2 separate regions of the Homo sapiens genome follow, and region 1 is linked to region 2. A link is an interaction called in ENCODE POLR2A ChIA-PET data of the cell type or tissue named here. Cell type or tissue: Caco-2. All regions are shown on one strand. Links, peaks and the distances in the headings refer to the core of each region. The heading gives the core; the rest is flanking DNA.

Evidence for each region. ChIA-PET counts read pairs that join two places held together with the same protein. Peaks named below come from ENCODE experiments on the same cell type or tissue, not always from the same donor. Only the 100,000 strongest peaks of a DNase experiment are listed, where the experiment ranks them.
Region 1: POLR2A ChIA-PET joins it to region 2 with 10 read pairs; 2 of 35 experiments call an interaction of 5 or more read pairs at or near these places.

Annotation. Positions count from the first base shown.
Region 1 is chr20:36,829,156-36,845,224 of GRCh38, forward strand. It overlaps MTCL2 (microtubule crosslinking factor 2), which reads right to left. Exons shown (of 15, transcript NM_080627.4): 2 at 10,062-10,286; 3 at 1-57. Among named protein-coding and RNA genes, the nearest start is that of MTCL2, 26 kb to the right of the region's middle. RefSeq lists enhancers at 6,258-6,317, 12,505-12,564 and a silencer at 6,548-6,837. In Caco-2, for the core only: CTCF peaks have their summits at 7,713 and 7,912; DNase peaks (open chromatin) are centred at 6,656 and 7,706.
Region 2 is chr20:37,013,118-37,029,186 of GRCh38, forward strand. RBL1 (RB transcriptional corepressor like 1) reads right to left here. Exons shown (of 22, transcript NM_002895.5): 17 at 9,533-9,709; 18 at 7,542-7,613; 19 at 5,162-5,252. It also overlaps the pseudogene RPS3AP3. Among named protein-coding and RNA genes, the nearest start is that of SAMHD1, 69 kb to the left of the region's middle. In Caco-2, for the core only: no CTCF peak of the experiment used is centred there; no DNase peak of the experiment used is centred there.

The DNA of each region.
Region 1 (16,069 bases), core at 2,905-10,904, 180 kb before region 2:
TTTCTTCTCCACCACCTCGAGCTCCTTATGCAGCCGCATGGAGATGTCCTTAGAGACCTGTGCAGGGGTGGGAGAGAGAAGGATGTGAGCAGGCTGAGGAGAGCCCCCACTGCAAGTCCCACTGACCACCCGACTTTCACAGCAGGGCAACCCTAGAGACAGGCAGGTTCCTATCGCATCACTGCCACGCTGCAGATGAGCAAACTGAGGCACAAAGAGACCAAGAAACTCATGAAGGAAGCAGTAGAACCAAAACCCAAACCTAGGTACCGCAAGCTCTCAGCATCTGTATCACAGCACAGCCCCAGAAAGCTGGGAAGACCCTGTTCTCAGGAATGCCTTTTCATTTACCTGAGGCTTTTTTTTTTTTTTTTTTTTTTGAGACAGGGTCTCACTATGTCTCCCAGGCTGGAGTGCAGTGGTGCAATCATGTCTCACTGCAGGCTTGAACTCCAGGGCTCAAGCAATCCTCTCACCTCAGCCTCCTGAGTAGCTGGGACTACAGGTATGCATAACCACAACTGGCTAATTTTTGCATTTTTATGTAGACACGGGGTCTCAGCCGGGCGCAGTGGCTCACACCTGTAATCCCAGCACTTTGGGAGGTCGAGACAGGTGGATCACCTCAGGTCAAGAGTTCGAGACCAGACTGGCCAACATGGTGAAACCCCATCTCTACTAAAAATACAAAAAATTAGCCAGGCGTGGTGGCAGGTGCCTGTAATCCCAGCACTTTGGGAGGCTGAAGCAGGAGAATTGCTTGAACCAGGGAGGCAGAGGCTGCGGTGAGCCAAAATCATGCCACTGCACTCCAGCCTGGGCAATAAGAGCAAAACTTTGTCTATAAATAAATAAATAAAAAGAAACGGGGTCTCACTATGTGGTCCAGGAGAGTCTTGAACTTGTGGCCTCAAGGGATCCTCCTGCCTCAGCTTCCCGAGTAGCTGAGATTACAGGCATGAGCCACTGTGCCTGCCTACCTGGGCTCTTCACACTTCCAAAGCCTCTCCCAGCCACCACTTGCCCAGTCCTCACAAAAGCCTGTGGGAGGGCCAGAAGCTCATCTTAAAGGGAGGAGACTGAGGAACTGGGTACAGTAGCTCACACCTGTAATCCCAACACTTTGAGGGGCTGGACACGGTAGCTCACACCTGGAATCCCACACTTTGAGAGGCCGAGGCAGGGGGATCGCTTGAGCCCAGGAATTCGAGATGTGCCTGGGGAACATAGCAAGACCCCACCTCTACAAAAAACCCAAAAAAGTTAGCTTGGCATGGTGGCACACACCTACAGGCCCAACTACTCAGGAGGCCAACATGGAAGAATCACCTGGGCCCTGGAGTTCGAGGTTGCAGTGAGCTATGATTGTGCCACTGCACTCCAGCCTAGGCAACAGAGCGAGACCCTGTCTCCTAAAAACAAAACAAAGCAAAGCAAAACAAAACAGAGAGGGGATTGAGCTGCAGTGGAAACCCAGAGAAGATGGGCCCTAGACCACTGAATCCCATCTCTGCCAGTGACCAGCATGTAGTCCTGGGCAAGGCAATTTTCCTCTCTGTACCTCAGTCTCCTCAACTATAAAATGAACGCAGTGATAACAGGGTCAACCTTACAGGCCCGACAGGATAACTGAACCAGCTATTACACAAAAGCCTTGGCCTGGGGCCTGCACACAGTGAGTTCTGGGTGACTGGTAGCTGCTGCTCCAAGGAACTGAAGCCCAGAGAAGGGCATGATCGCTGGAGGTCACAGTGTGACCCTGAGACCTATATCTAGTTGTCTGGGATGTAGAACAGGCCCAAAATGACAAAGGGTGGGCAGATGTCCAAGTCATCCCTACAGAAAGAAGCTAGAGGAGCTGCAATCTCTGATCCTGGTCCAGGACTCTGTAGCAACAGCACCCCATTCCTGGTAGACACCCTCTGTTCTGTCCCCTGCTGGCTGGTTGAGGGAAGCCAGGAAAGGAGGCCTGCAGGGATGAGGAAGGAAGGCCCTTCTGGGCTGGGAAATTGCAACCAGACTCCATCTCTATGTACATTGGGAACTACTGTTTGGTGAATACCTACTGCATGCCAAACTCACCCATCTTCACCCCAATCCTGTCCCCATTTTACAAGGAAACTGGAGCTCAGAGCAGAAGTGACTCACTCAGGGTCACGCAAAGCCAGTGTGGGTTGAGCTGGGCTGGGAGCCCCAGGGGTTTGGCTGAGGGGCCAGTATAGCCCAGGGTTTCCCAGGGGTGCCCAGGTTTCGCCAGCAGGAACTCCATGTGGGGCAGAGAGCCCAGCAACCCATGCCTGCTGGTCTCGGAAATGACTGTTGTGCCTCCTCCTTGCCAGAAGGGAAGAGGGCCCTCCCTGGCTCTGACCTCTGCCTGGGCCGAAGCCCAGCTCGGCACGGACCCCTTGGCAATGTATGAGGCAGGCCAGGAAAAACAACGACCAGAAAGGAAACCAGGCATGGCCTCTCCCTCCCTGCACTGCCACTGCCTGTTTCTGCCCGAGGATCTCGTAGGACAGCCAGGAGCGGGCCCATGAGGCTCCTCCCACAGCCTCTCTGGGTACCAGACCTTCCTCATCCACGAAGTGGGGAGAACAACCCCTCAGTATCAGAACAAGGGCTTTGCAGATAGGAAAACTAGATTCAAGCCCAGTTCCAGCATTTACTGGCTATGTGACCCAGGTTAAGTTATTTAAACATGGTCCCCAGTTTGGGGCTGTTAGGTCACCCAGTAAGCCCCTGTCCTGATCAACATTCCATTCATTAACTCACTCATACTCACTCACTAACTCACTCACTCACTCATCCTGCTTAGGCACTGGAGGCAGGAGTGGTGGGGTACAGAGATCAAGGCCGCAGACATACTTGGCCTCATTCATATCTATGTGTCCCAGCAGCAGCGCAGCGTCAGGCACACACTAAGTGCCTAATAAATGCTTGTTGGATGAACAAATAAATCCAAGGGTCCAACAAGTGAAAAGGGAGGGAGATGAATGAGTGAATGACTGAATATACATGGGGAGTGGTACCTGCCCTCGCAGGGCTGAAGAGGCTGCCCTCAAATGCCAACCCCACCCACTATCCAGGAAGGGCTGCACCCCTGGCTGGGGTGAGGGCTCCTCTCTCAAATGAGCTCCCATCTGGGCCAGCTCCTCTCCACCTGCGGGGATGCCCCATCTCCACCATGTCCTCCACCTGGGGAGGCTACCAGTCCCCATCAAGAAGTCACAATCCATGTGGATTTCTGGATCCTCTGGGGTTCATGAACAACTCTATGGATTTCATCCCCTCCCATCCTCTCCATGATTCCCCAGTTCCCTTCTGCCCCATTCTCCATGGAATCCCTTTCCTATTTACTCCCTTTCCCTGATGGCTGCTGTATCAAAAGAAAGCACAGGCCAGGCACGATGACTCACGCCTATAATCCCAACACTTTGGGAGGCTGAGACGGGCAGATCACTTGAGGTCAGGAGTTCAGGACCAGCCTGGCCAACATGGTAAAACCCCGTCTTTGCTGTCTCTACTAAAAATACAAAAATTAGCCAGGCGTGGTGGCACATGCCTATAATCCCAGCTTCTTGAGAAGCTGAGGCAGGAGAATTGCTTGAACCCAGGAGACGGAGGTTGCAGTGAGCTGAGATTGCACCACTGCACTCCAGCCTGGGTGACAGAGCAATACTTTGTCTCAGAAAAAGAAAAAAAAAAATCACAACTCCAGGCAGCCAGACTGGGAGGCAGGAGCCCTGTGGCCTGGGCTTGTCCCTGCTCCTCAGTGAGCCTCAGTGGTCCTGGGCCCCCTCGGCCCTCACAAGTGATTTACAGAATCAGCTGGAACATCCCCCGGGTGCTCACCACGTGCTTTTCATCCCGTTGGGAAGCACTTTGATTATTATCCCCATTCTGAGGCTCAGAAAGGAAAGGTCACTTCCCAAGGTCACACAGCTAGGAAGGCTATAGAACTAAGGTTTGAAATCGAGTGGGTCAACTCTAAAGTCTCACTCTCAGGCTGATTTTGCCGTATAGGCCCAATGCGTGAAAACACATTACATTAACATCAACAATACAAGTATTAATAATAAACCCCAACAGTGGGCTTACTGTGTCAGGCATTTGAAGGGCCCCACGTGTCTATCCCATTTGATCCTCCCAGCTACCCTCAAGGTAGGGGGGCTGAGATACTAAGGGAGGCGCGGCAGCTGCGGCTTCCGAAAACCAGGGCAAATCCCTAAACCATAAACAAATGCACTCAGCCATGAGGTCACTGTTTACAGCGCTAGGGCCTGGCTCCTGCCAAGTGCAACTAGCAGCCTCCAGCCCCTGCTCCCCAGGCATCAGGCCCCTCGGCTCCTGGGCCTCTGTCATCCTGATCCTCAGGGAGAGGGATGGGAGCTCTCACGAAAGAGCAGCTCCTGGCCGGGCATGGTGGCTGACGCCTGTAATTCCAATACTTTGGGAGGTCGAGGTAGGAAGACTGCTTGAGGCCAGGAGTTCAAGACCAGCCTGAGCAAAATAGGGAGACCCCCATCTCTATAAAAACTTTTTAAAATTAGCAGGGCATGATGGTGTGTGCCTGCAGTATCAGCTACTCAGGAAGCTGAGACAGGAGGATCCCTTGAGAGCCCAGGAGGTCAAGGCTGCAGTGAGCTGTGATCAGCCACCGTACTGCAGCCTGGGTGACAAAGAGAGACTATGTTTCAAGAAAGAAAGAAAGAAACAAAGAAACAAGGCCGGGCATGGTGGCTCATGCCTGTAATTCTGGCCCTTTGGGAGGCCGAGGCCGGCAGATCACTTGAGGTCAGGAGTTCGAGACCAGACCGGTCAACACGGTGAAACCCCGTCTCTACTAAAAAAATACAAAAATTAGCTGGGTATGGTGGCATGCCTGTAATCCCAGCTACTCGGAAGGCTGAGGCAGGAGAATTGCTTGAACCCGGGAGGTGGAAGTTGCAGTGAGCAGCGATCACGCTACTGTACTCCAGCCTGGGTGACAGAGCAAGACTTCATCTCAAAAAAAAAAAAAAAAAGAAAAAAGGAAGAGCATCCCCTGGCCAGGCAGCATTCTGGACTCCGTGTGGCTGAATCCTCCTACAAACCCCAGGAGGGTAGGAATGTCACCCCCACTCTACAGATGAGGAAAGTGAGGCTCAAAGAAGGGAGGTAACCTGCACAGGTCACCTAGGAATGAAACCCAAAGCCAGAACATTTTCTCCAGCAACATCTGTATCTGAGGAAGGGGGCGTGCTCCTGGTGTGTCCTTGGCTTCCCACAGGAGTCACTTTAGACCAGAGTTTAGATCCCAGATTCCCTGGACCTGACCTCCTTGTATCCGGTCTCAGCTCCTCACGGGTCCTGGGAATGTATGTTGTGAACAAGCCCTCCTGGTGATTTTTATCCACCCTGGGAGGCTGAGATCCTGGCCTACCCTCGCCCCCAGACTACTAGTCTACTACTACTACCAACCAGTCCTACTAGCCTACTACTACTAGTAGTCCTACTGATGTATTGCTCAGAAGAACTTATACTTGCTGTGTGAGTTCTTCTCAGCAATAAGAAAACCACAACCAGACCAGGCATGGTGGCTCACACCTGTAATCCCAGCACTTTGGGAGGCCGACGTGGGTAGATCACCTGAGGTCAGGAGTTAGAGACCAGCCTGGCCAACACAGAGAAACCCCATCTCTACTAAAAATACGAAAATTAGCTGGACATGGTGGCGCATGCCTGTAATCCCAGCTACTTGGGAGGCTGAGGTAGGAGAATTGCTGGAACCCAGGAGGCAGAGGTTGCTGAGATCACACCACTGCACTCCAGCCTGGGTGACAGAGTGAGACCCTGCCTTAAAAAAAAAAAGAAAAAGAAAACCACAACCAATACATGTTTATTTCCAGACCTAGTATTTAATACTCTCTTCACTTGAATTATTTCATTTTATCCTCACAAAAACCTCTAGAGGGAGGGACTCATTTTATCTCCATTTTCCATGAGGAAACAAGCTCAGAGATGTGAAGGAACTTACCCAAGGCCACACAGCAAACGTGGCACAGCAGCTCTCCGCCCCGTGACCTTGCCCTCCTCATGCTGGGCAAAGGCCCCACCGAGGTTCTGTAGGTCCTGTCAACGGTGAGGACCAGCAGAGAGGGAGAGCTGGGGGTTGGGGGGGGGCACTGAGGCCTGTGGTTTTATTCATGACCCCCCACCCCACCCCACCAATACCCCTCTGCTCCATAAAACCACAGGAGCTCAAAAGCCCTGAGGATTCAGCTGGTCAAAAGCCACATTTAACAGAAGGGGAAAATGAGGCACCAAGCGGTAGGGGCAAGTCAGGGCATGGACCACGGAGCTGGCAGAGCAAGTTGGGGAAGTCCCAGAGGTACCCTCCTAGGCAGCGCCCGCCCCCTCCCCACTCGGGTCCATCAAGCCCTCCAAGACGATGCCAGGGAAAGCAGCATTCTGATAACTTCCCAAAACCCCCCAGAACGACCCCAGCACATGGGGCTCAGGGTGGTGGCCAGAGGTGTCCATCCAGCTCAGGCCCCAGGCCCGCAGATGAGCTCAGCGCTCCAGCTGCAGCGTGGGGAGAGGAGGGAGGGAAGGGCAAGAGGGATGCTGATTGGCTAATTCAAACCCCAACAGAAACGGCCCCTCCTCTCCGCCCAGACTCCGGAGAGCCACACACCCGCTCCCCACACCCGCCTCCCCGCCGCCGCCGCCGCTGCTCTAGCTCCACCCACGGAGGCGCCGCAGCCGGCAGCTAGCTCCAGGTCCCAGCCTCTCCTCCGCCTCTTCCTCATCTTTCTGAAGTCTGACATTTTTTTGTGTCCCTCCCAGAAATCCTCCACTATATGCCCAAACGCAGATTCCTCTGAGCTTCTCCAGCTATTCCCTCCCCCTCCCCATCTCCTCCCTACTGCCTTCCCCCACCACCCCCCACCCCTCCCAACCCAGTGATTGGAATCTGAATATGCCCGGGAGCTGCCCTGTCAAGTAGAGGTACGCTTTGAACTTGGAAACTAACTCATTCTTTTTTTTCTTTTAGAGAGAGACCTTGTCGCTCTGTCGCCCAGGCTGGAGTGCAGTGCTGCAATCATAGCTCACTGAAACCTTTAACTCCTGGACTCAAGCAATCCTCTGGCCTTGGCCTCCCATATAGCTGGGACTATAGGCACTTGCCACCACGCCCAGCTAATTTTTTTTTTTTTTTTTTTTTTTTTTGAGACAGAGTTTCACTCTGTCACCCAGGCTGGACTGCAATGGTGTGAGCTCACTGCAACCTCGGCCTCCCAGGTTCAAGCGATTCATCTGCCTCAGCCTCCTGAGTAGCTGGGAGTACAGGCGTGTACCACCACACCCGGCTCATTTTGTATTTTTAGTAGAGCCGGGGTTTCACCATGTTGGCCAGGCTGGTCTCGAACTCCTGACCTCAGGTGATCCATCCGCCTCGGCCTGCCAAAGTGCTAGGATTACAGGTGTGAGCCACCACCCCCAGCCTCTGCTAATTTTTTTTATTTTTTTGTAGAGATAGGGTCTTGCTATGTTGCCCAGCCTGATTTCCAACTATTGGCCTCTAGCGATCCTCCCACTTCAGCCTCCCAAAGCGCTGGGATTCTGGGATTACAGGCATGAGCCTCCACCTCTGGCGGAGACACAACCATTGGTTGCCTCATGTGTAGGACAGCACTACAATCCCATTGTGCACCAACAAGACCACAGGGGGCGCCAGCAGCTTCCTGGAACAGGCACTCCTGTTTACCTCCCCTGGTTCTGCTGGCCTTTGAAACCATGGCTCTCCCTGGTCCCTTAACAAAGGTTTTTCTTTTATATTCCACTGGAAAGGCTATAGGGCTTGAGTTTGCCAGTGTCTTCCAACAGAAGGGACTTCTCCCCAGGTAAGTGTGTGGCTGACTCGCATCCTGCCGCTCCCCTGGGTCCTCACAGGAGCCATCTTCTGCCACCTTCCTCTTTCCCCCTTCCTGGCTCAGGCCCACTTCTCCCTTGGGCCTTCACTCAGAAGTCACCCCTGCAGGAAGCCTCCCTAGGGCCCCATCCCAGCTCCTCGTGTCACCAGATCACACTGGGCTGAGTTCTGAGGGCAGAGGGCCGGGCCTGGGGGCCCTGGAGTTCTCACCACCAGACCAGAGCTTCCGAAGACAGGCAGGGGGACATCCCACCTGCCAACCTCCCACCCACCCTTCCCCTGCTTCCTGAAGCAGAGAGCAGTGAGGCCAAGCTGGAGGCTTGGGAGGCTCATGAGCCTGGGCTCTGCCACCAACACACTGAGCGCCCCTTGACCTTCGGCAGGTATTGCTTTTCTCTGAACCTCAGATTCTTCATCAAGAAAATGGAAATAATGATAGCTAACATTTTTGAGTCCTTATGCTGGCATTTTACCCACATTATTATTATTATTATTATTATTATTATTATTATTATTATTATTTTTGAGACGGAGTCTCACTCTGTCACCCTGGCTGGAGTGCAGTGGCGCGATCTCAGCTCACTGCAACCTCCGCCTCCCGGGTTCAAGCGATTCTCCTGTCTCAGCCCCTGAGTAGCTGGGATTACAGGCGGGAACCACCACACTCGGCTAATTTGTGTATTTTTAGTAGAGATGGGGTTTCACCATGTTGGCCAGGCTGGTCTCGAACTCCTGACCTCAGGTGATCTGCCCGCCTCGGCCTCCCAAAGTGCTGGGATTACAGGCATGAGCCACTGTGCCCAGCCCGCATTATTTCATTTAATCCTCATATAACCCTGTGAGATAGAGATTGCTGCAAACCCATTTTACAGATGAGGACACTGAAATTGATGACTTTGCTCAAAATAATAAAGTTCAGGTATATTGGAGCCAAGATTTAAACCAGCCTTGACCAACTCTAGGCCTTCACTACTTCTCTTTGTTTTTTTTTTTTTGAGACGGAGTCTCGCTCTGTCGCCCAGGCTGGAGTGCAGTGGTGACACGATCTTGGCTCACTGCAAGCTCCGCCTCGTGGGTTCACGCCATTCTCCTGCCTCAGCCTCCCGAGTAGCTGGGACTACACATGCCTGCCACCACACCTGGCTAATTTTTTGTGTTTTCAGTAGAGACAGGGTTTCACTGTATTAGCCAGGATGGTCTCGAGGCCTTCACTACTTTTCATTAGCATAATTAAGGAACCTCTGCCTGACACCGTGGCTCATCCTTGTAATCCCAGCACTTTGGGAGGCCAAGGCAGGAGGATCACTTGAGCCCAGAAGTTTGAGACCAGCCTGGGCAACATAATGAGACCCCATCTCTACAACATATAGAAAAATTAGCCAGGTGTGGTGGTGTGTGCCTGTAGTCCCAGCTACTCAGGAAGCTGAGGTGGGGGTAGCCCAGGAGGTGGAGGCTACAGTGAGCTATGATCACATCACTGCCTGATACCTAGGCAACAGAGCAAGACCTTGTCTCTAAAAAAACAAGAAGAAAAAGAAACCCCCATGGAACTGTGCGGGGACAATTAGAGGCTAGCACCAGGTGGTGGTTGATACTCAATAAACAGTAGCTTCTCAGCCAGGCGCAGTGGCTCATGCCTGTAACCCCAGCACTTTGGGAGGCCAAGGTGGGCAGATCACCTGAGGTCAGGAGTTCGAAACCAGGCTGGCCAACATGGTGAAACCCTGTCTCTACTAAAAATACAAAAATTAGCCGGGTGTGGTGGCAGGTGCCTGTAATCCCAGCTACTTGGGAGGCTGAGGCAAGAGAAATCGCTTGATCCCGGGAGGCAGAAGTTGCAGTGAGCTGAGATCGCGCCATTGCATTCCAGCCTGGGCAACAAGAGAGAAACTCTGTCTCAAAGGAAAAAAAAAAAACAGTAGCTGCTGCTAGTAGGAAGGATTCATATTATGATATCATTTTGGGATACCCTTGATAGAAGCCCTGTGGGTTCACCAGGAATTCCTACTTAGATGAGGAAACTGAGGCCCAGAGAGGTGGTAGAACTTGGCCATGGACACACGGAAATGAGATGCAAGGCCAACCTGGGCCCCACTTAGACTTGTGGTCCCATCCCAGCAACAAGGGCACCCGAGCCCAGGCTGACCTTGACATCCTGCTCCAGACCACGGATAAGCTCGCCGTCCACCTGGCCGGTCTGGGCGGCACGGAGACTGCGGCGCTCGGCTTTGCGCAGCCGGTACTGCAGGATGCGGCAGGTCTTGCTGGCCTGGTCCAGCTGCTGTCGCAGCTCCTGCAGCTGATACACGTCCTCCTCCATATAGACGTCCCGCATCTCCAGCATCTCGGCCCGCAGCTCCTCAATCTCGTCCTGCGGAGGGAAGGAAGAGTCAGGTCACTGGGCCCACAGTAGCAGCTAGGAGGCCGGAGTACTGGCCACACCTAGGACTGAATGAAGCACCGTGGGGGACCTGGATGTGGCAGGCTGAATGACAGACCTCCAAAGACGTCCATGTTCACATTCCCAGGATCTGTGAATGTTGCCTTACATGGCAAAAGAGACTTTGCAAATATGAGTAAATTAAGGATCCCAAGACAGGGAAACAGAAGCAGAGGCTGGAGTGAGATGCTTTGATGTTGGAGGAAGGGGCTGTGATGACGGAGGAAGGGGGTGCCTCTCAAGGCAAGGAAAAGGTTTCTCCCCTGGAGCCTTCCCGAGGAATGCAGCCCTGCCCAAACCTTGATTTCTAGACCTTTGACCTCCAGGATCAGAAGATAATAATCTGGTGTTCATTTTTTTGTTGTTTTTGAGACGGAGTCTCACTCTGTTGCCCAGGCTGGAGTGTAGTGGCACAATCTCAGCTCACTGCAACCTCCTCCTCCCTACTTCAAGCGATTCTCCCTGCCTTAGCCTCCCAAGTAGTTGGGATTACAGGTGCCCACCACCACACCCAGCTGATTTTTTATATTTTTAGTGGAGACGGGGTTTCACCATGTTGGCCAGGTTGGTCTTGAACTCCTGACCTCAAGCGATCTGCCCGCCTTGGCCTCCCAAAGTGCTGGGAACAGGTATGAGCCACCCTGCCCAGCCTGGTGTTTTTTTTTTTTTTTTGAGACGGAGTCTCGCTCTGTCGCCCAGGCTGGAGTGCAGTGGCGCTATCTCGGCTCACTGCAAACTCCCCCTCCTGGGTTCACGCCATTCTCCCGCCTCAGCCTCCTGAGTAGCTGGGACTACAGGCACCCGCCACCACGCCTGGCTAATTTTTTTTTTTTATTTTTAGTAGAGACGGGGTTTCACCGTGTTAGCCAGGATGGTCTCCATCTCCTGACCTCGTAATCAGCCTGCCTCGGCCTCCCAAATTGCTGGGATTACAGGCATGAGCCACCGTGCCCTTGGCCTGGTGTTCTTTTAAGCCACTAAATTTGTAGTGATTTGTTACAGAAGCAACAGGAACACACTGGGGAAGCAGGAGAGGCCATTTAAGAAACATGGATGAGGTTGGGCACGGTGGCTCATGCCTGTAATCCCAGAACTTTGGGAGGCTGAGATGGGCGGATCACGAGGTTGGATCAAGACCATCCTGGCTAACATGGTGAAAATCCGTCTCTATTAAAAATACAAAAAATTAGCTGGGCATGGTGGCGGGTGCCTGTAGTCCCAGCTACTCGGGAGGCTGAGGCAGGAGAATGGCGTGAACCCAGGAGGCGGAGCTTGCAGTGAGCCGAGATCGCACCACTGCACCCCAGCCTGGGCGACAGAGCGAGACTCCGTCTCAAAAAAAAAGAAACATGGATGAGCATCAACTATGTACGTCCTAGGTAGGCCCTGTGCTAAGCGCAGGGGCAGGGAGGGACAATGGGGTGGGTCCAGCCCCTTCTATATACTCTGTATGGAGCCCCAAGCTTCACCAGGAAGATACACAGTAAACCAGAAAATAATAATAACAAAAGACACCTGGCTGGGCGCAGTGGCTCGCACCTCTAATCCCGGCACTTTGGGAGGCCGAGGTGGGTGGATCATTTGAGGTCAGGAGTTTGAGACCAGCCTGGCCAACATGGTGAAACCCTGTCTCTACTAAAAATACAAAAAAAAAAAAAAAAAAAAAAAAAAAATGAGCCCAGCGTGGTGGTTCACGCCTGTAATCCCAGCTACTCGGGAGGCCGAGGCATGAGAATCACTTGAACCTAGGAGGCAGAGGATGCAGTGAGCCGAGATTGCACCATTGGGTGACAGAGTGAGACCCTATCTCCAAGAAAAAAAAACAAAAACAAACCTCAGATACTGTTAAGTGCTATAAAGACAAAGCCAAAATGAAACCAAACAACATGAGTTATATGATAGGGTGAGGGGGGGTGCTATGTTAGGGGACATGATCAGGGAGGCCATCTCTACAAAAGAGACATTTGAGCTGAGACAAGAAGGAACAGCCGAGAAAGCTAGGGGGAGAGGTTATTCCAGGCAGAGGGAACAGTGTGTGCCAAGGCTCAGAGGCAGGAAAGAGCTCAGTGTGTCAAGGTACAGCAAGGAGGCCAGGGCAGCTACTGGGTTAATTTGAGGCTGAGGAAACTGACAGGAGTCAACCACATGGTACTGTGAAGGGCCAAATAGAATTTGGGTTTGGGATTTGTTTGCTTGCTTTTGTTTTGAGATGGGGTCTCACTCTGTCACCCAGGCTGGAGTGCGGTGGCAAAATCTCAGCTCGCTGCAACCTCTGCCTCCCAGGCTCAAGCCACCCTCCCACCTTAGCCTCCCAAGTAGTTGGGACCAAAGACACACAACCCCACATCGGGGGTGGGGGGTGGGGTGTGTGTGTGTGTGTGTGTGTGTGTGTGTGTGTGTGTGTGTGTATACAGGGTTTTGCCATGTTGCCCAGGTTGCTCATGAACTGAGCTCAAGCAATCTGCCTAGCTCAGCATCCCAAAGTGCTGGGATTACAGGCATAAGCCACCATGCCTGGCCTGGGTTTGGGTTTTAAGCAGAGAGGGTAAGAGTATGACCTCACTTCCTGAAGGCAGCTTCTGCTACCGCTGTCATCAGCTTCCAGCTGTTCCTCACTTCTCCTTTGTAATCATTATTAGCAAATTTGCAATTCTATGTTTAATAGTTTGTCTCCCAGCCAAACCATGAGTGCCTGGAGGCAACCCCATTTGGCCTAGCAGGTGGTAGCCTCCCAACAAATATTAACTGAATGGATGCATGCATGTTTAGTCAGGTCAAAAACAACAAAAAAGACATACGAATGTGCAACAATCATTAGATACTAAGTGTAAGGGGGAGGGAAGTAGAATTACGCAGAAGAAATGCATAATTATTATGTCTCATACAAATGTGAAAACCTAGTCACAAATGGGAATGATAATACCTACTCTTAATGTGACCGAATGATTTAAATAAGATTGTATACTAAGAAGGGAAACTGGCCAGGTGCGGTGGCTCACGCCTGTAATCCCAGCGCTTTGGGAGGCCAAGGCGGTCAGATCGCCTGAGGCCAGGAGTTCAAGACCAGCCTGGCCAACATGGTGAAATCCCGTCTCTACTAAAAATACAAAAATTAGCCAGGCATGGTGGTGGGCACCTGTAATCCCAGCTACTCGGGAGGCTGAAGCAGGAGAATCATTTGAACCTGGGAGGCAGAGGTTGCAGTGACCCAAGATCATACCACTGCACTCCAGCCTGGGCAGCAGAGCGAGCCTCTGTCTCACAAAATAAAAAAAAAGAGAAACAGAGTCACCAGGGATGAATGACCTGCTAAAGGCATCCCTGAGGAGCCAGGGGAAGCACCGAGGATGGCAGTGATGGAAGCAGGGGTGGGGGGTCCAAGGGGCAAGAAGGCCTCTGTGGGCCCTGGAGAGGGCAGATCTGGAGAGCCGGATTCCTCAGCTCTCCCTACCCGTCTTTCCCCAAAGAAAACGGAAAGGAAGGGACTGGGAAGTGGGGTCTCGTATTCCTCCCTCCTCATGCTGCCACTGGGAGGAGGGAGTGTCCACTCTGCTCCCGTCAGAGGGACACCTCTGGCTTCTGTCCGAGCACCCCTCACCACACCCTCGCTGGGGCTGGGAGGAAGGGGGATCTGATTTTGTGCCTGTGAAAGGAACAAACATGGGGTTCTCTCTCTTCACTCCTGCCTGCCCAGATGGGGAGGACTGCTCTGCTCTTCCAATGGTCAGCCTGGTAGGATGGCTCCCTGTGAGGAAGGGGGTACGACTGGGGTTGCCAGCGCCCCCTGAGGCTGGATGGATTTAACTCAGAGTCAGGGTTAGGGAGCCCTGCCCTCCAGGCCAGTTCTCACAAGCTCGAGAGGTTTTCCTGCCCATCGGTTTGACTCCTGGGGCTGCAGAGAACAGTCACTTTGCCAGCCCCCCACCCCCACCTCCACCCTCATAGACTCACCACCCCACCAGCATACCACGTGGACAGAACCAGAGTGGAGAGGAGGAAGTGGAACAGTAAATGATCACACCAGTTAAAAAAATGAGGAAGTGAAGGATCCACGCGCTGTTTCAGGCAGCCGGTGAAGGAAGCATGAAGGAAAGATCACTCAGGAAGTGCAAGCCGGTAGGCTAGGCCAGCCTCCAGATGGATCTGTGTTCAAATCCTAGCCATGCCGGTTACCAGCACCTCACTTATTATCTCTAGAAAGTTAAAATGACAGGATATGGTGATGGAAAGAATAGGAGGGTCTAAGTGGACCCCAAGCTCAGGTTGAACCAAGGGGAAATGCACACAACCCTATGATGCTGGGCTACATTAACAAATGCATGACATTTAGATCATGGGAGGTAACATCTCTTACACAAGATCACACCCAGAGCACTAGAGTCATTTTTGGAAATCATTTTTTTTAACTTTTAAATGACTGATTTTCTTATTTATAAAACAGGCCAGGTCGGGCACGATGGCTCACGCCTGTAATCCCAGCACTTTGGGAGGCCAAGGCCGGCAGATCACGATGTCAGGAGTTTGAGACCAGCCTGGCCAACATGGTGAAACCCCATCTCTACTAAAAATATAAGAATTAGCCGGGCGTGGTGGTGCACGCCTGTAATCCCAGCTATTCAGGAGGCTGAGGCAGGAGAATTGCTTGAACCCAGGAGGCGGAGGTTGCAGTGAGCTGAGATCATGCCACTGCACTCCAGCCTGGGTAACAGAGCGAGACTCTGTCTCAGAAAAAAATAAAATAAAATAAAATAAAATAAAGCACTGGCAGGGCACAGTGGCTCACCCCTGTAACCCCAGCACTCTGAGAGGCTGAGGCAGGAGGATCACTTGAGCCCAGGAGTTGAAGACCAGCCTGGGCAACACAGTAAGACCTCATCTCTACAAAAAAAAAATAATAATAATAATAATAATAACAACAATAATAATAATGTATTACATCCAAATAGGCCGTGACTTTAAAAATGGCTATCATTGGCCAGGTGCGGTGGCTCATGCCTGTAATCCCAGCACTTTGGGAGGCTGAGGTGGATGGATTACCTGGTCTGGTAGTGCACCTGTGGCCCCAGCTACTTGGGAGGCTGGGGTGGGAGGATTGTTTGAGCCCAGGAGGTTGGGGTTCTGTTGAACTATGATTGCACCACTGCACTCCAGCCTGGGTAACAGAGCAAGAACCTGTCTCTAAAAGTAAAACATGATCATAGAGACAGTTTTGAAAATAGAGAAAACAGGCCAGGTGCAGTGGCTCACGCCTGTAATCCCAGCACTATGGGGAGACCGAGGCGGGCGGACCATTTGAGGTCAGGAGTTCGAGACCAGCCTGGGCAACTTGGTGAAACCCTGTCTTTACTAAAAATATAAAATTAGCCAGGCATGGTGGCAGGTGCCTGTAATACCAGCTACTAAGGCAGGAGAATTGCTTGAACCCAGGAGATGGACATTGCAGTGAGCTGAGATCACACCACTGCACTCCACCCTGGGTGACAGAGCAAGATTCTGTCTCAAAAAAAAAAAAAAAAGAAGAAGAAGAAGAAGAAAAGAAAAAGAAAACATAATCCATGCATAATTACAATACCTGAATTACAGTGGCTCTCAAAGTGCAGTTCCTGGACCAGTAACATCAGCATCACTGGTGAATTTGTGAGAAATTCTCATGTCCCAACCCAGACTTGCTGAATCAGAAACTCCTAGGGTGAGCCCCCCAAGGGATTCTGATG
Region 2 (16,069 bases), core at 2,797-10,796:
TGAGAATGGCGGTTTTGTGGAATAGAAAGGGGGGAAAGGTGGGGAAAAGATTTGAGAAATCGGATGGTTGCCGTGTCTGTGTAGAAAGAGGTAGACATGGGAGACTTCTCATTTTGTTCTGTACTAAGAAAAATTATTCTGCCTTGGGATCCTGTTGATCTGTGACCTTACCCCCAACCCTGTGCTCTCTGAAACATGTGCTGTGTCCACTCAGGGTTAAATGGATTAAGGGCGGTGCAAGATGTGCTTTGTTAAACAGATGCTTGAAGGCAGCATGCTCGTTAAAAGTCATCACCACTCCCTAATCTCAAGTACCCCGGGACACAAACACTGCGGAAGGCCGCAGGGTCCTCTGCCTAGGAAAACCAGAGACCTTTGTTCACTTGTTTATCTGCTGACCTTCCCTCCACTATTGTCCTATGACCCTGCCAAATCTCCCTCTGCGAGAAACACCCAAGAATGATCAATAAAAAAAAAAAAAAAAAAAATTTGAGACACTACCCTCAATAGCCATGAAAGGGATGAAAGATCCAGTGAAGTCTCTCAGCTTTACTCTTAGGGATAATAATGTTAAGGCTAAAAGCTCTGAGAAGTCCTGTGTCCAGCCCTGAATTCTGATCCACGGTATTTGCTTGATGGTAGCCTTAAGGTTGACTGAATCCTGCATCTGAAATCTTGGCACCTGTTCTTGAGCAAATCTTTTCTATGGGTGCTGGTCAGACATAGAACTGGGATATATGAACTTACTGCATAGGATATATAAATTGTGTGTGTGCTTTTTAAACAGTAATTATTTTACAACTCATAATGAATTTGTTTATAGAACCAGAACTGTTTTTCCCAAGTTGGTGTTCTTTGGTGTGTCCAAATCTGGGTCATAGCATCTAACCATAGCTCTAAGAACTGGAAGGTGACTTATCTGAATATAGACTTGTCTGACTGTATATCCTCCTACATAACTTTCTCTCTTTTTTTTTTTTTTTTTTGAGACAGGGTCTTGCTCTGTCTGGAGTACAGCGGCAAGATCATGGCTCACTGCAGCCTTGACATCCTGGGCTCAAGCCAACCTCCCAATTCAGCCTCCTGAGTAGCTTGGACTACAGAAGCCCACCACCATGTGTGGCTATTTTAAAAAATTTTTTGTAGCAATAGGCTGTCACTATGTTACCCACAATGGTCTTGAACTCCTGGGTTCAAGCCACCCTCCTGGCTTGGCCTCCCAAAGTGCTGGGATTGTAGATGTAAGCCACTGTGTTCTCTCTTTTTGAGTGCCAGAATTCCTGAGTTCATTATCACTGGATATTCTCCCTGCCCTGTGCCACCACCACTGTACAGGATCTGTAACAATGGTTGTTTGCTTACTTGCTAATAAATATATCTAGTTAATAACCGTATGTAAGGCAGTGTGCGGTGACTCACGCCTGTAATCCCAGCACTTTGGGAGGCCAAGGCAGATGGATCACTTGAACCCAGGAGTTCAAGACTGGCCTTGGCAACATGGTGAAACCCCATCTCTACAAAAAATATAAAAATTAGCCAGGACGTGGCTGAGTCGAGAATCACTCGGGCCTGGGAGGTCAAGGCTGCAGTGAGCTGTGACTGTGCCACTGTACTCCAGCCTGGGTGACAGAGCAAGACATGGTCTCAAAACAAACAAACAAAAGGTCAGGTGCAGTGGCTGACGCCTGTAATCCCAGCACTTTGGGAGGCCAAGGCGGGTGGAATACCTGAGATCAGGAGTTCAAGACCAGCCTGGCCAACATAGCAAAACCCCATCTCTACTAAAAATACAAAAATTAGCTGGGCCTGGTGGCAGGTGCCTGTAATCCCAGCTACTCGGGAGGCTGAGGCAGGAGAATCACTTGAACCTGGGAGGCGGAGGTTGCAGTGAGCCGAGATCGCACCATTGCACTCCAGCCTGGGCAACAAGAGTGAGACTGTATCTCAAAAAAAAAAAAAAAAAAAAGAAAGAAAGAAAGAAATTGTGTAGCAGAATTTGATCTGAAACCTATATATACAGGAAGTGGCAAACTCTCAGTCACCCAAGTTTCTTTGGCAGATACTTATCAAAAAGAAAACAAAACAGAAAACGACATCGTCTATTATCTTTTGCTTACTTCTACTCTCTGGAACTTCACTGCTCTTGTAGCTCAGATACTTGCTAGCAGTTAGTTTCTCATAGAAAAAACACAAAACAGGCAAGTGATCCACAGCTTTCTAGCTAACCTCTGATGTCTGGTTTTGTAGGAACAGAAAAACCACCCTGGATAGGTAAGCAACATGTATAACAAATATAGAAAATGGCTTTTTTTGTTGTTGTTTTTTTTTTTTGAGATGGAGTCTCACTCTGTCGCCCAGGGTAGAGTGCAGTGGCGCGATCTCCGCTCACTGCAAGCTCCACCTCCTGGGCTCATGCCCTTCTCCTACCTCAGCCTCTGGAGCAGCTGGGACTACAGGCGCCCGCCACCACGCCCGGAGAATTTTTTGTATTTTTAGTGGAGACGAGGTTTCACCGTGTTAGCCAGGATGGTCTGGATCTCCTGACCTCATGATCCACCTGCCTCGGCCTCCCAAAGTGCTGGGATTACAGGCGTGAGCCACCGCACCCGGGCTTGTTTGTTTTTTTGAGATAGAGTCTAGCTCTGTCGCCCAGACTGGAGTGCAGTGGCAGGATCTTGGCTCACTGCAACCTCTGCCGCCCAAGTTCAAGTGATTCTCCTGCCTCAGCCTCCTGAGTAGCTGGGATTACAGGTGTCTGCCACTGCACCTGGTAATTTTTGTAGTTTTAGTAGAGACGGGTTTCACCATCTTGGCCAGGCTGGTCTTGAACTCCTGATTTTGTGATCCACCCGCCTCGGCCTCCCAAAGTACTGGATTACAGGCGTGAGCCACCGTGCCCAGCGGTTTTTTTTTTTTTTTTTTTTTCTTGAGATGGAGTCTCACGCTGTCACCCAGGCTGGAGTGCAGTGGTGTGATCTTGGCTCACTGCAACCTCTGCCTCCTGGGTTCAAGCAATTCTTGTGCCTCAGCCTCCTAAGTAGCTGGGATTACAGGTGCTCACCACCATGCCCAGCTAATTTTTGTATTTTTAGTAGAGACAAGGTTTCGCCATGTTGGCCAGGCTGGTCTCGAACTCCTGACCTCAGATGATCCACCCACCTTGGCCTCCCAAAGTGCTGGGATTACAGGTGTGAGCCACCACACCCGGCTAGGGTTACTGTCTTATATACTCCTCGTTGCCTTGAAAAGGCTCCAGAATAATACACTTATGTAAAAAGAATTGAGTTTGGCCTATTATCCTCAAACGGAGTCAGATTCTAGGACATTATTAAAAGATCTTTTTGGTGAATGAAATCTTAAAAGTTTATATCCCAGTGGACACCATAATGATTATGGATATTTTTATAATTTAAAAATTTGCTTTAATTCATCAGATTTTCTCTTAAGAATTTATCCTAAGGATGTGGCCTAAAGATTAAGCTACAAATGATGCTCATCACAGAGCTGTGCATAATTAGAAGCAACCTGGCCAGGCATGGTGGCTTACACCTGTCATCCCAGCACTTTGGGAGGCCATGGTAGGGAGACTGCTTGAGCCCAGGAGTTGGAGACCAGCCTGGGCAACATGGCAAAATCCCACCTCTACAAAAAATTAGTTGGGTGTGGCACAAGACTGAGATGAAAGGAGCACCGGAGGTCAGGGCTGCAGTGAGCCATGATTGTGCCACTGCATGCCTGCCTGGGTAACAGAGTAAGATCCTGTCTCAGAAAAGAAAAGAAAAGAAAAAATAAAAGAGAAAGGAGGGCAGGGGAGGGGGAGAGGAGGGGGATGGGGATGGGAAGAAGAGAGGAAAGGAGAGGAGAGGAGAGGGGAGAGGAGAGAAGACGAGACGAGACGAGACAAGACGAGACAAGAAAAGGAGAAATGACCTAAATGTCTCACACTGTGGCATTAAAGAAATCACAGTACCTAGGCTTAGCACAGTGGCTCATGCCTGTAATCCTAGTACTTTGGGAGGCCAAGGTGGGCGGATCACTTGAGCTCACGATTTCGAGACCAGCCTGAGCAAACATGGCAAAATCCCGTCTCTACAAAAAATATAAAAATTCGCCAGGGTGATGGTGCATGCCTGCAGTTCCAGCTACTCGGGAGGCTGAGGTGGAAGGATTGATTGAGCCTGGGATGTCCATGCTGCAGTGAGTCATGATCATACCACTGCACTTCAGTGTAGGTGACAGAACAAAACCCTATCTCAAAAAAAAAAAATCATAGTATATACACATGTATATATTACATACACCTGAAATACATGGAAAGATGAGACAAGGGAAAGGAGGTAGGCAGAAGAGGTGTATGAATACTAACCATTTGATTTTTCTTTCTTTGAAAAAAAAAGATTACTAGTGCCTGAAGTCTTAGCATGATGGTGGCAAGAGGGTGCAGTCTTGCCTGTGGTAGCAGAATTACCTATAAGTAATACTTATATGAACAGGACATTTTCTTGTGTGTGTGTGTGTGTGTGTGTGTGTGTGTGACAGAGTCTCACTTTGCCGCCAGGCTGGAGTGCAGTGGCGTGATCTCAGCTCACTGCAACCTCCGCCTCCTGGTTTCAAGCGATTCTCCTGCCTCAGGCTCCTGAGTAGCTGGGACTACAGGCGTATACCACCACACCTAGCTAATTTTTGTATTTTTTTTTTAAGTAGAGATGGGGTTTCACCATGTTGGCCAGGATGGCCTTGATCTCTTGAACTCGTGATCCACCCGCCTTGGCCTCCCAAAGTGCTGGAATTACAGGTGTGAGCCACCATGCCCAGCCGGGACATTTTCTTAACAGACTCCTCGGGAAGATTACTGTCAGCTACCTTGTTTTCCCTGTCATTCAGATTTTAGAATTTTATTAAGTCTCTTTTACGTGTTTCATTAACATGTATAAGTAGACTAGAAAACTTCTTCCAAAACACAATTAACAGGGGACAAATTAATGGTTTCAATAAACTATACCAGCACATTCTAATCTCAAACTTATTTGTTTTCAAAACATATGCATTGTCCACCTCACCTCCTTATGATTCACATTTCCATGTTGTCTGACACCCACTGTATTATGTACAGTGTGATCCAATGTGTTTTACATATAATATGTTAAATTGGATAACTTACCACAATCTATCATTTCAAAGTCATCATTTATATTTTTATTATATGCCACAACTTCTCTTGGAATACTTTTCAGCAGAACACTTCTATATACCTACATGCCAGAGGGGAAGAAAAGGACAGCTCAGTCACAGAGGTACAGGTTAAACAAAATCAAAGTGAGAAGAGCAAAATATCAAACCAATTAAAAACTATTTGTCTGTATAAGTGATACTCAAGGGTAAAATGTTATTAGCTCTAGTAAGTATAGATTATAACACATACCATAAAAGAGGGGATACTGGAGAAGAGCCTACCATCTAAGATGGGCTTAGTTTATAAAACAGAAGAAATAGCAACTAAAGACTGATGATCAGGTTTTACTAAATGAAAGCAACTTTAAAGACCTGAATTTGGTCAGGTGCAGTGGCTCACACCTGTAATCCCAGCACTTTGGGAGGCTGAGGTGGGTGGATCACTTGAGGCCAGGCGTTCAAGACCAGCTGGCCAACATGGTGAAAGCCCATCTCTACTAAAAATACAAAAATTATCTGGGTGTGGTAGCGCACAGTTGTAATTCCAGCTACTAGGGAGGCTGAGGCAGAACTGCTTGAACTCAGTGGGTGGAGGTTGCATTGAGCTGAGATCGCACCACTGCACTCCAGCCTGGACAACAGAGCAAGACTCTGCTCAAATACAAAACAAAATAAAACAAACAAACAAAAAACAAAAGACCTGAATTAATTCCTCCTTCTTCTTAATTCCTTACACAACAATCAATTGGTCTTTTTTTTCTTTTTTTTTTTAGAGACAGGGTCTCACTCTATGGCTCAGACTGGAGTGCAGTGGCACAATCATGGCTCACTGTAGCCTTGACCTCCTGGGCTCAGGCAATCTGTCTGCCTTGGCCTCCTTAACTGGTGGGATTACAGGCGTGAGCCACTGCGCCTGGACCAGAGTCATTTGTTCTTAATGCAGCTTGTTTTTCTGCCCCCAGCCCATTCCCATCTCCTTTCAGATGGCCACATGAAAATCTTTTCCCTTCCCTGCCCCTAAACTATTTCTCACCTCTGAGATAGCTGGAAAGGCATGATCCATTCCCCCTTGTACTGTATTATAGGTTACTGGTATTAAGAAGATATTCAGGGAACCATGGCTTGGCCCATTCTTGACTCACACTAACCTCACCTTAATGATCTTCAAGGACAATCTAGAGCTTTCTAGGCTCTGTTCCTGAGGGATTTTCCTGAAGAAGCCCAGAAACTCTTAGCTTATCACAGGATATAACAAATACCTGTACTTGGTTCTTCAAATGTCTCTATATTGCTTGCTATAATGTATTTTAGGGCTTAAACAAAGCTCTCTTAGAAGGGGATATAACTACTAATACTGAGGCCACATCTCTATTTTGGTCTGCAGTCTAGGCCACTACCTCTCTCTTTCTGTCTACAATTTCCAGGGCCAGAGAAGAGGCCATTATGCTTCCTAAGAGCAGAGCAACTAGGTTCTTGAATGATCAAACCCTTAAGGTAATTTACTTGTGTTCTTCAGGTACAATAATAACAACAATATGACATGAACATTCATTAAATGCTTATTGTGTGCCAGTCCACTCTGCTACCATGACTGAAAGGTTTCATGGAATTTTCACCACGGTCAGAACAATATAATCAGAAATGTTTAACATCTATTCAAAGATGCAAACATTAGGATGCTTAGCAGATGGCAAAAGAAGCTGTAGTTAGGTTAATGAATCCTCAAATTTCACTGGGTTTAAATATCATTAAAAAATAAAGTCATATAATTAAAGAATATTATTATTATTATACATAACTTTTTTTTTTTTTTTTTTGAGACAGAGTCTCGCTCTGTCGGCCAGGCTGGAGTGCAGTGGAATGCTCTTGGCTCACCGCAACCTCTGCCTCCTGGGCTCAATCAATTCTCCTGCCTCAGCCTCCCGAGTAGCAGGGATTATAGGCGTGTGACACCACGCCTGGCTAATTTTTGTATTTTTAGTAGAGACAGGGTTTTACCATATTGGCCAGGCTGGTCTCGAACTCCTGACCTCAGGTAATCCACCTGCCTCCACCTCCCAAAGTGCTGGGATTACAGGCGTGAGACACCGCACCCAGCCATTATACATATCTTTCATTAAATGAACAAATGGAATGGCAGAACTTATGAGAAGTATATGAAAGTATATGGATGAGTCGGAAACAGTCAGACTTCCTGGCTTCTATTGAAACTGTCCTTCAATGAAATTATCTCTTGAGTTTAATGTTATCCATTAAAACAGAAAATCTGAAGTATATTAAAACTATAAAATAAGTTTACCTTTTATATAACTTGTCAGTGGAAAAGAGTAAATCTATTTTTGGACAGTAGGAAAAATAATGTAACTCACGTGACTATTAGCTTGGGGCTGATTCCTATAACTTTTCATAATTTCTTGAAAAGTTCTTTCTTCTTTTGTTACCTAAGGAAAATAAAAACCGCATTTATCAACTGCTTTTTGAAAGAAAAATGGCTCTGAACAAAACTTCAATTATAAGTTGGCACTGAGAGCAACCTTGCAGAAAACCATTAACCCCAGGCCAGTCCATGACTAAAAACCACTAACATTTATGATTTTTTCTACCTTTAAAGTTCAGGCTTTGTGGCCTGTGGGGACTCACTTAATAGTTTCATTAATCAAAAAGCAGTGAAACTGCTATGGTGTGACTCTACTGAAAATCCATTTCTTTATATAAAAAAAGATATAAGAAAACTCAGATCTGTTTAATTCCCTGCAGTCTCCAGTTTTATTAATTTTTAAGTACTTACTTAAAAGTAAATTAACCACATACGAAGGATTAAAAATATCTTACAGTGATGATTCTCAATCAAACTGAGTGGCTATTACAGGATTAGGTTTTAACATTTCAGGACAGACTGTAGGGTTTCTAATGCTTAGACAGAAGTCACAGTGGTGGCCAAAAGGAAGAAAATGGATTAGTGATCCAAAAAGGAATTCCTTCTGGGATCTCTGTGATCATAAACTTCACTTAAGTCACTCTTTTCCCCTGCTTCACTGTCCATTAGTGCTAAACCTGTTCTCTATAATGATGAGCTAGAAATGGCAAAGCCTGAACTCTAACAGTCTTCTGGAAAACACACGATTAGTTAGTAACATTTATCTTTTAATTTTTTAATTCTTTTTTTTTTTTTTGAGATAGAGTCTCAGTCTGTCATCCAGGCTGGAGTGCAGTGGCATGATCTTGGCTCACTGCAACCTCTGCCTCCCGGTTTCAAGTGATTCTCCTGCCTCAGCCTCCCGAGTAGCTAGGACTACAGGCGCGTGCCACCATGCCCAGCTAATTTTTGTATTTTTAGTAGAGACAGCGTTTCACTGTGTTAGCCAGGATGGTCTTGATCTCCTGACCTCGTGATCTGCCTGCCTTGGCCTCCCAAAGTGCTGGGATTACAGGCATGAGCCTGCGCCCGGCCCTTCAGGTTGAGTTTTCTAACTGCAACTTCATCATTCTGCAAATCAGCAAGATACACTTCAAACACATGACTCTTGAAGCTATCAGATGCAATTTGGTTCCTTGAGTCCTGGTAACTAGTGTCTTTCCAGTATTTCTTGTATTGAACATAGTCGGTGCTTTTTTACATCAAACCAATCTTTCTTAAAAAATGAATCAACCATTTTCTTCTTTGCTCCCTTTTTGTTGCCTTTTGTATGGTGCATTTTCTCGTCAACCACCATAGTGCTGCAGTAACAATTATTAAGACCTATTTTTTACAGAGATTTCAAAGAGGCATTGTGGGAGGAGGGGTCACAAAGGAGTTTAAAAACATATGCTCTGTCTCAAAAAGCTGAAAAATCAAGTCTTAACTGTATACATCTGCTAGGACTGCCAGTGTGGCCAGTACAGTCAAGACAAATGATTGTATCAGATATATGAGAATTTTAAAAAACAAGCAAGATATGTTATTCCATGACTTAAAACACGTTGTAGCAACTAGAAAGTAAAATGCTCTTCTGAGGCAGCACAATAAATCACGAGAAAGCAATATGCGATATGGTACAGAAACTTTTATTTTTCTTGAGACAGGGTCTTGCTCTATTGCCCAGGCTGAGGTACAGTGTCATGATCTCGGCTCACTGCAGCCTTGGCCTCCTGGGCTCAAGAGATCCTCCCACCTCAGTCTCCCAAGTAGCTGGGCCTATAGGTGCAAGCCACAATGCCCAGCTGATTTTTATATTTTTTATAGAGATGAGGTTTCACCATGTTGCCCAAGCTGGTCTCGAAATCCTGGGCTCAAGCTATCTGCTCACCTTGACCTCCGAAAGTGCTAGGATTATACGTGTGAGCCACCATGCCCAGCCTCTTCTCCCAATTTATACATTACCTTTGCCATGATATAAAAGGCACAAAGGAGGAGCTGATCCAAATGCCTGTCTTTCATTAGATCAGGACAGTGAACTAAAGTGAATTCAAAACACGTCCATATCTTCCTTCGTAACTCATTTGAAACATCCAGTTTTAGACATAGATCACGTAAGCGTACACTTGCCAAATGATAGACCTAAAATAGAAGGTAACACATTGATGCAAAACACCAAGTAAATCATTTCTCAAATTTTTATGTCTTACCAAGACCAAGATTAAAAAACATAGGCTGTTGATATACTAAATTAAATAAAATTTCTGTTCTATAGCACTAGTTCACTGCTATGGCAGGAGGATATAGATTAAAGCAAAACTACTTGAAAAAATTTTTTAAAGATGTCATCTATTACTCTATGCTGCCAACTATGTAAAGTAAGAAAAAATGAAATATAGGATTTACCTGCATCATGACAATTATGAACATATAATTTTTCCTTTTTTTTTTTTCTTAGGTGGATTCTCGCTCTGTCACCCAGGCTGGAGTGCAGTGGCACAATCTTGGCTCACTGCAACCTCTGCCTTCTGCATTCAAGCAATTCTCCTGCCTCAGCCTCCCGAGTAACTGGGCTTACAGGTGCATGCCACCACGCCTAGCTAAATTTTTGTATTTTTAGTAGAGACAGGGCTTCATCATGTTGGCCAGGCTGGTCTTTAACTCTTGACCTCAAGTAATCCATGCACTGCAGCCTCCCAAAGTACTGGGATTACAGGTGTGAGCCACTGTGCCCGGCTCGAATGCATAATTTTTCAAAGCTCAGAAGTCTCTGTCTATTCTCTTTGGGTTCAGGTAAAATTGCTAGGGGGTCTAACATGCCAAATAATAAATGAAATATTTGACTCCAAAAATGAGTCAGAAAGCAAAACCATTTAAAAAATTGCTCCTATATTCTACACTTTTTAGGAGCACAATGGGAACGAAACAGGAATGTTAAAATAAGTAAGATACAAAGTTGTTGTTTTTTTTAAAGCCTGTGAAAATAAATTCAGTTCAATTCCCTGGCCCTAGATCCTGCAAGATTGTTTTTTTATTTTAAGACTTGATAACCGTGATGTGGTATTCCTAAACCAGACTATTCTATTCAAACTATTTTTTTTTTTTTTTTTTTGAGACGGAGTCTCACTCTGTAGCCTAAGTTGGAGTGCAGTGGCATGATCTTGGCTCACTGCAACCTCCACCTCCGGGCTCAAGTGATGCTTGTGTCTCAGCCTCCCGAGTAGCTGGGACTACAGGCAAGTGCCACCACGCCTGGCTAATTTTTTTTTTTTTGTATTTGAGTAGAGATGGGGTTTCACCATGTTGCCTAGGGTGGTCTCGAACTCCTGAGCTCAGGTGATCTGCTGGCCTCGGCCTCCCAAAGTGCTGGGATTACAGGCATGAGTCACTGCGCCTGGCCCAAACTATGTCTTTAAATTTCCAGATGGAAAAAAAAAGTTACCCCTTACAGAAAATTATCTTTGGCAGAAAAATACCTACAAACCGAGCTTAAAAACTAATTTAAGCTACTCAGTGATCTAATATAAAGAGAGACAAACAGTTGACTCCAAAGCCACCAGTGATTTATTTTACAGCAAACAAATTTTCTGCATCCTCTCCCCTTGTTTCTGGTCCAGCCATGCTCAGTAAATAGTAGGGTAAGAGCAGAGAGAAAGATGCTAGAACTTTATATTCATGAAAGGAGAAGATAAGATATATAGTCCTAGCTAGAATAATTAAAAATAATATGTAGTTAAGTAATACTTGGTAAAGTATCTTTTACAGAGCTGATCCAATGCTTACAGGATACACATACGCTGGAAGGCTTTTGATTCTAACATTCACAGTAAATTCTATTTAGGCATAGAACACCAGCATCACACTGAGTTCAGCATAGATAATCGTTATAATTTACTCAATGAATGGTTATTTTGAATTTATTATAGATTCAGACATTTCAGTTCCTTTTATATTTTCTAGCTTCTAATCTATGAGCAGGTTATAATTAAATGAAAGGAAAAGGATGTTAGATTCTAAAACAACATTCAAAATAAAGAATTCACCAAAAAGTCTTATTTCTGTCAAACTTAGGTTAATTATCAGAGGCAATAATTTGCCATTTTGAAAATTAAAAATGGTAAGTAAATGGGGAAACTGCTATATTTTCAAGCTCTGTTGTTAAAACAGTCCTTAGGCATAGGAGGGGGTGAAGGGACAGAGGAGAGAAGCCAGTAAAGGTGGTGAAAAGAGCAAGACTCTCCCTCAACCATCCCAACTGCCAACCAAAGCAGCTCTGCTTTCATATATTTTGTTTATACTTCTGAAGACTATTTCATTCAAAGAAGGGATTTCCCTAAAAGATGAAATTCCTTGGAGAATCAGTTGCTCCAAAACCCACAATGTAATGAAAATAAATGAGCTATAATTGAAAGGAACAGAAGACAAAGAATGGTTGTAGAAGCTATAAATGAGTTGTTTTCCAGTGTCTGTCTCCTCTTCTGCAATAACAGAACCCTTAACATTTACACCCACCTTCCTGTAATAAAGACTATATTTGCCCCTTTGAAAATTCTGCCTGGGCACGGTGGCTCACATCTGTAATCCCAGCACATTGGGAGGGTGAGGTGGACGGACTGGTTGAGTCCAGGAGTTTGAAACCATCCTAAGCAACATAGCGAAACCCCTTCTCTACAAAAAATTAAAAAATAAGCTGGGTGTGGTAGCCTGTGCCTATAGTCCCAGCTACTCAGGAGGCTGAGGTGAGAGGATCGCTTGAGCCCGGGAGGTTGAGGCTGCAGTGAGCCATGATCTTGCCACTGCACCCCTGCACGGGTGACAGAGCAAGACCTTGTCTCCAAAAAGAAAAAAAAAAACATTCTACAAGTGGCTATATGACTAAGTGGGAAATAAACAGCATTGGTGTATGTAACTTCTAGGACAGGTTCTGAAGGTGAGGAGGCATGCTCTTTTTCTTTCTGCTGGCTAGAATGCAGATATGATATCTGGAAGGGAAGCAGTCATCATGGACTGAGTTAGAAACCTTGTGTTGAAAATGGCCAAAAAAACCTTGAAGGGACCTGGGTTTTTTTTTTTTTTGAGATGGAGTCTTGCTCTGTCACCCAGGCTGGAGTGCGGTGGCGTGATCTCGGCTCACTGCAACCTCCGCCTCCCAGGTTCACGCCATTCTCCTGCTTCAGCCTCCCGAGTAGCTAGGACTACAGGTGCCTGCTACCATGCCTGGGTAATTTTTTTGTATTTTAAGTAGAGATGGGGTTTCACCATGTTAGCCAGGATGGTCTCGAACTCCTGACCTCATGATCCGCCCGTCTTGGCCTCCCAAAGTGCTAGGATTATAGGCGTGAGCCACCGACCTGGCCAGGACCTGGGTTCTTAATGGTCGTGGTAACCACAGCAGTCCCATACTATTTACACAGACTTTATGTGAAAGATAAATTCTCTTGTTTAAGCTACTATTATTTTCAAACAGCTAAACTGAAATCTAAGAAATAAATAGATAATCACTATGCCCGAGGTCAGAAAACACATTAGAGGTACTGTGAAAGAAATAGGATTTGATATAAAAATGTAAAAAATAATCCTCATGTTTTATCTTAATGTAAAATTATCTAATTCAGAGTGTGGGCTGAGACCTTCCATGACATCAAGTGACAAAAGAATGGAGAAAAACATGATTGAGGAAGAGTATAAATTAAAGAAGATTTATTTAGCATAGAGAAAAAAGGACATATAAAAAATTATTGCCGGGCGCAGTGGCTCATGCCTGTAATCCCAGCACTTTGAGAGGCCAAGACGGGTGGATCACGAGGTCAGAAGTTCAAGATCAGCCTGGCCAAGATGATGAAATCCCATCTCTACTAAAAATACAAAAATTAGCCGGGTGTGGTGGCACACACATGTAATCCCAGCTACTCAGGAGGCTGAGGCAGGAGAATTGCTTGAACCCGGGCGGCAGAGGTTGCAGTGAGCCAAGATCGTGCCACTGCACTCCAGCCTGGGTGACAGAGCAAGACTCCATCTCAAAAAAAAAAAAAATTATTAGGCTGGGCGCAGTGGCTCACACCTGTAATACTAGTACTTTGGGAGGCTGAGGTGGTGGATCACTAGGTCAGGAGATCGAGACTGTTCTGGCCAACGTGGTGAAACCCTGTCTCTACTAAAAATAAAAAAATTAGCTGGGCATGGTGGTGCGTCCCTGTAATCCCAGCTACTCGGGAGGCTGAGGCAGAGAATTGCTTGAACTAGGGAGTCAGAGGTTGCAGTGAGCTGAGATTGCACCACTGCACTCCAGCCTGGTGACAGAGTGAGACTCCATCTTAAAAAAAAACAACAAAAAAAAACAACAAAAAAAAACCAAAAAATTATTACAAGAACAATTAGTTGGGCATGGTGGCTCACACCTGTTGTAATCCCAGCACTTTGGGAGGCTGAGGTGGGAGGATCGCTTGAGCCCAGGAGTTCAAGATGAACCTGGGAAACACAGCGAGACTCCATTTCTACCAAAAAAAAAAAAAATTTAGCTGGGTGGGGTGGTGCATGCCTGTGGTCCTACTACTCAGGAGGCAGGAGGATCTCTTGAGCTTGGGAGGTAGACTGCAGTGAGACATGATCGTGCCTATGCACTCTAGTCTGGGCGACAGAGCAAGACCCTGTCTCAAAATAATAATAAAAAAAGAATGATTAGTAGAGAAATACACTTAAATTTGCCTGTAGACCCAGGTACTCGGAGGGTAATGAAAGAGGATCACTTGAGCCTAGGAGTTTGGGCTCTAGCGTGCTATAACTGTGCCTGTGAATAGTCACTGTACTCCAACCTGGGCAATAGAATGGGCTAGCCAACCATCTAGCTGTGGGATGCACTGCAGTCATGTTTGGTTATAAATATCTGATTAACATGTCTATCTTATCAGAAGCTGATGATTCAAAATGTGCTCGTAAGAGATAGGACAAATTCAAGTTATGTCTAAGGTCAACCGTTTTTAGTCCCTTTCCATTAATATTAAAATAATTTAGGCATTATAATAAGAACTGGTCATATGCTAATTTAAAGGGTAACACATTAGATTTATTTTATTTATTTTTGAGTTTTGGAGACGGGATCTTACTCTGTTGCTTGGGCTGGAGTGTAGTAGCACCTTCTTAGCTCACTGCAGCCTCGAAATCATGGGCTCATGTTATCCTCCCACTTCAGCCTCCTGAGTAGCTGGGACTACAGGCATGGGCCACTATGCTGGCTAATTTTTTAATTTTTTGGTAGAGACTGGGTCTCGCTATGTTGCCCAGGCTGGTCTTGAACTGCAAGCCTCAAGTAACCCTCCTGGCTTGGCCTCTGAAAATACTGAGATTACAGGCATAAGCCACCATGCCTGGCCTAGATTTATAATAAAAATTATGAGTAACAGCTGGGCATGGTGGCGCATGCCTGTAATCCCAGCACTTTGGGAGGCTGTGGTGGGCAGATCACCTGAGGTCAGGAGTTTGAGACCAGGCTGGCCAATATGGTGAAACCACGTCTCTACTAAAAATACAAAAATTAGCCAGGTGTGGTGGTGGACACCTATAGTCCCAGCTACTTGGGAGGGTGAGGCAGGTGAATCGCTTGAACCTGGGAGACAGAAGCTGTAGTGAGCCGAGATCACGCTACTGCATTCCAGCTTGGTAGACAGAGTAAGACTGTCTCAAAAATAAATAAATAAATAATGGCTTGGGTGGTGACTCACACAGTAATCCCAGTGCTTTGGGAGGTCAAAGAGGGAGGATCACTTGAACCCAGGAGTTCAAGGCTACAGTGTGCCATGATCATGCCACTGCACTGTAGCTTGGGTAACAGAGCAAGACCTTGTCTCTAAAAATAATAATAATAAAAAATATATAGCCTTCTCACAGTATCCCAGCAATCTTTAGAATGATTCTTCGCTAATTAAAATTCACCCATGAGATCCAACATGTATTTGTCCCACAGTGAACTCCATTCTACGGCAACATAACACAAAAGAGTTTCAGTAAATTCCAGAGGCTGGCCAACTACTTACTCAAAGTTAGAAAAGAATACAAGCTGGCAAAAAACATAAGTTAGATCTGAAAACAGAATCAAACCCTGTGAGCCTGAGTCTAAACTTATAGCTCACCAGGATCATAATGTTCTCTTGAAAGGTCAAATGTATTTTTTAAGTGGCTAAAGGTACATTACTTGATAGCAAAGCCAGACAAAGAAAGCATAAGAAAAAATACAGACCACTATCTCTTACGAATATTGGCGCAAAAATCCTCAACTAAATACTAGTAAAACAAATTCAACAGCATATGAAGAGGGTTATACACCATGACCAAGTAGAACTTATTTTTAGAAGGTAAGGATAATTTAAAACAAGGAAATCATTCAGTATAACACACCATATTAAAAGGACAAAGGGAAAATGGCCACATAATCATTTCAAGTGATACAGGAAAGCATTTGACAAAATTTAACACCCTTTCATGATAAAAATACTCAAAAAGCTAGGA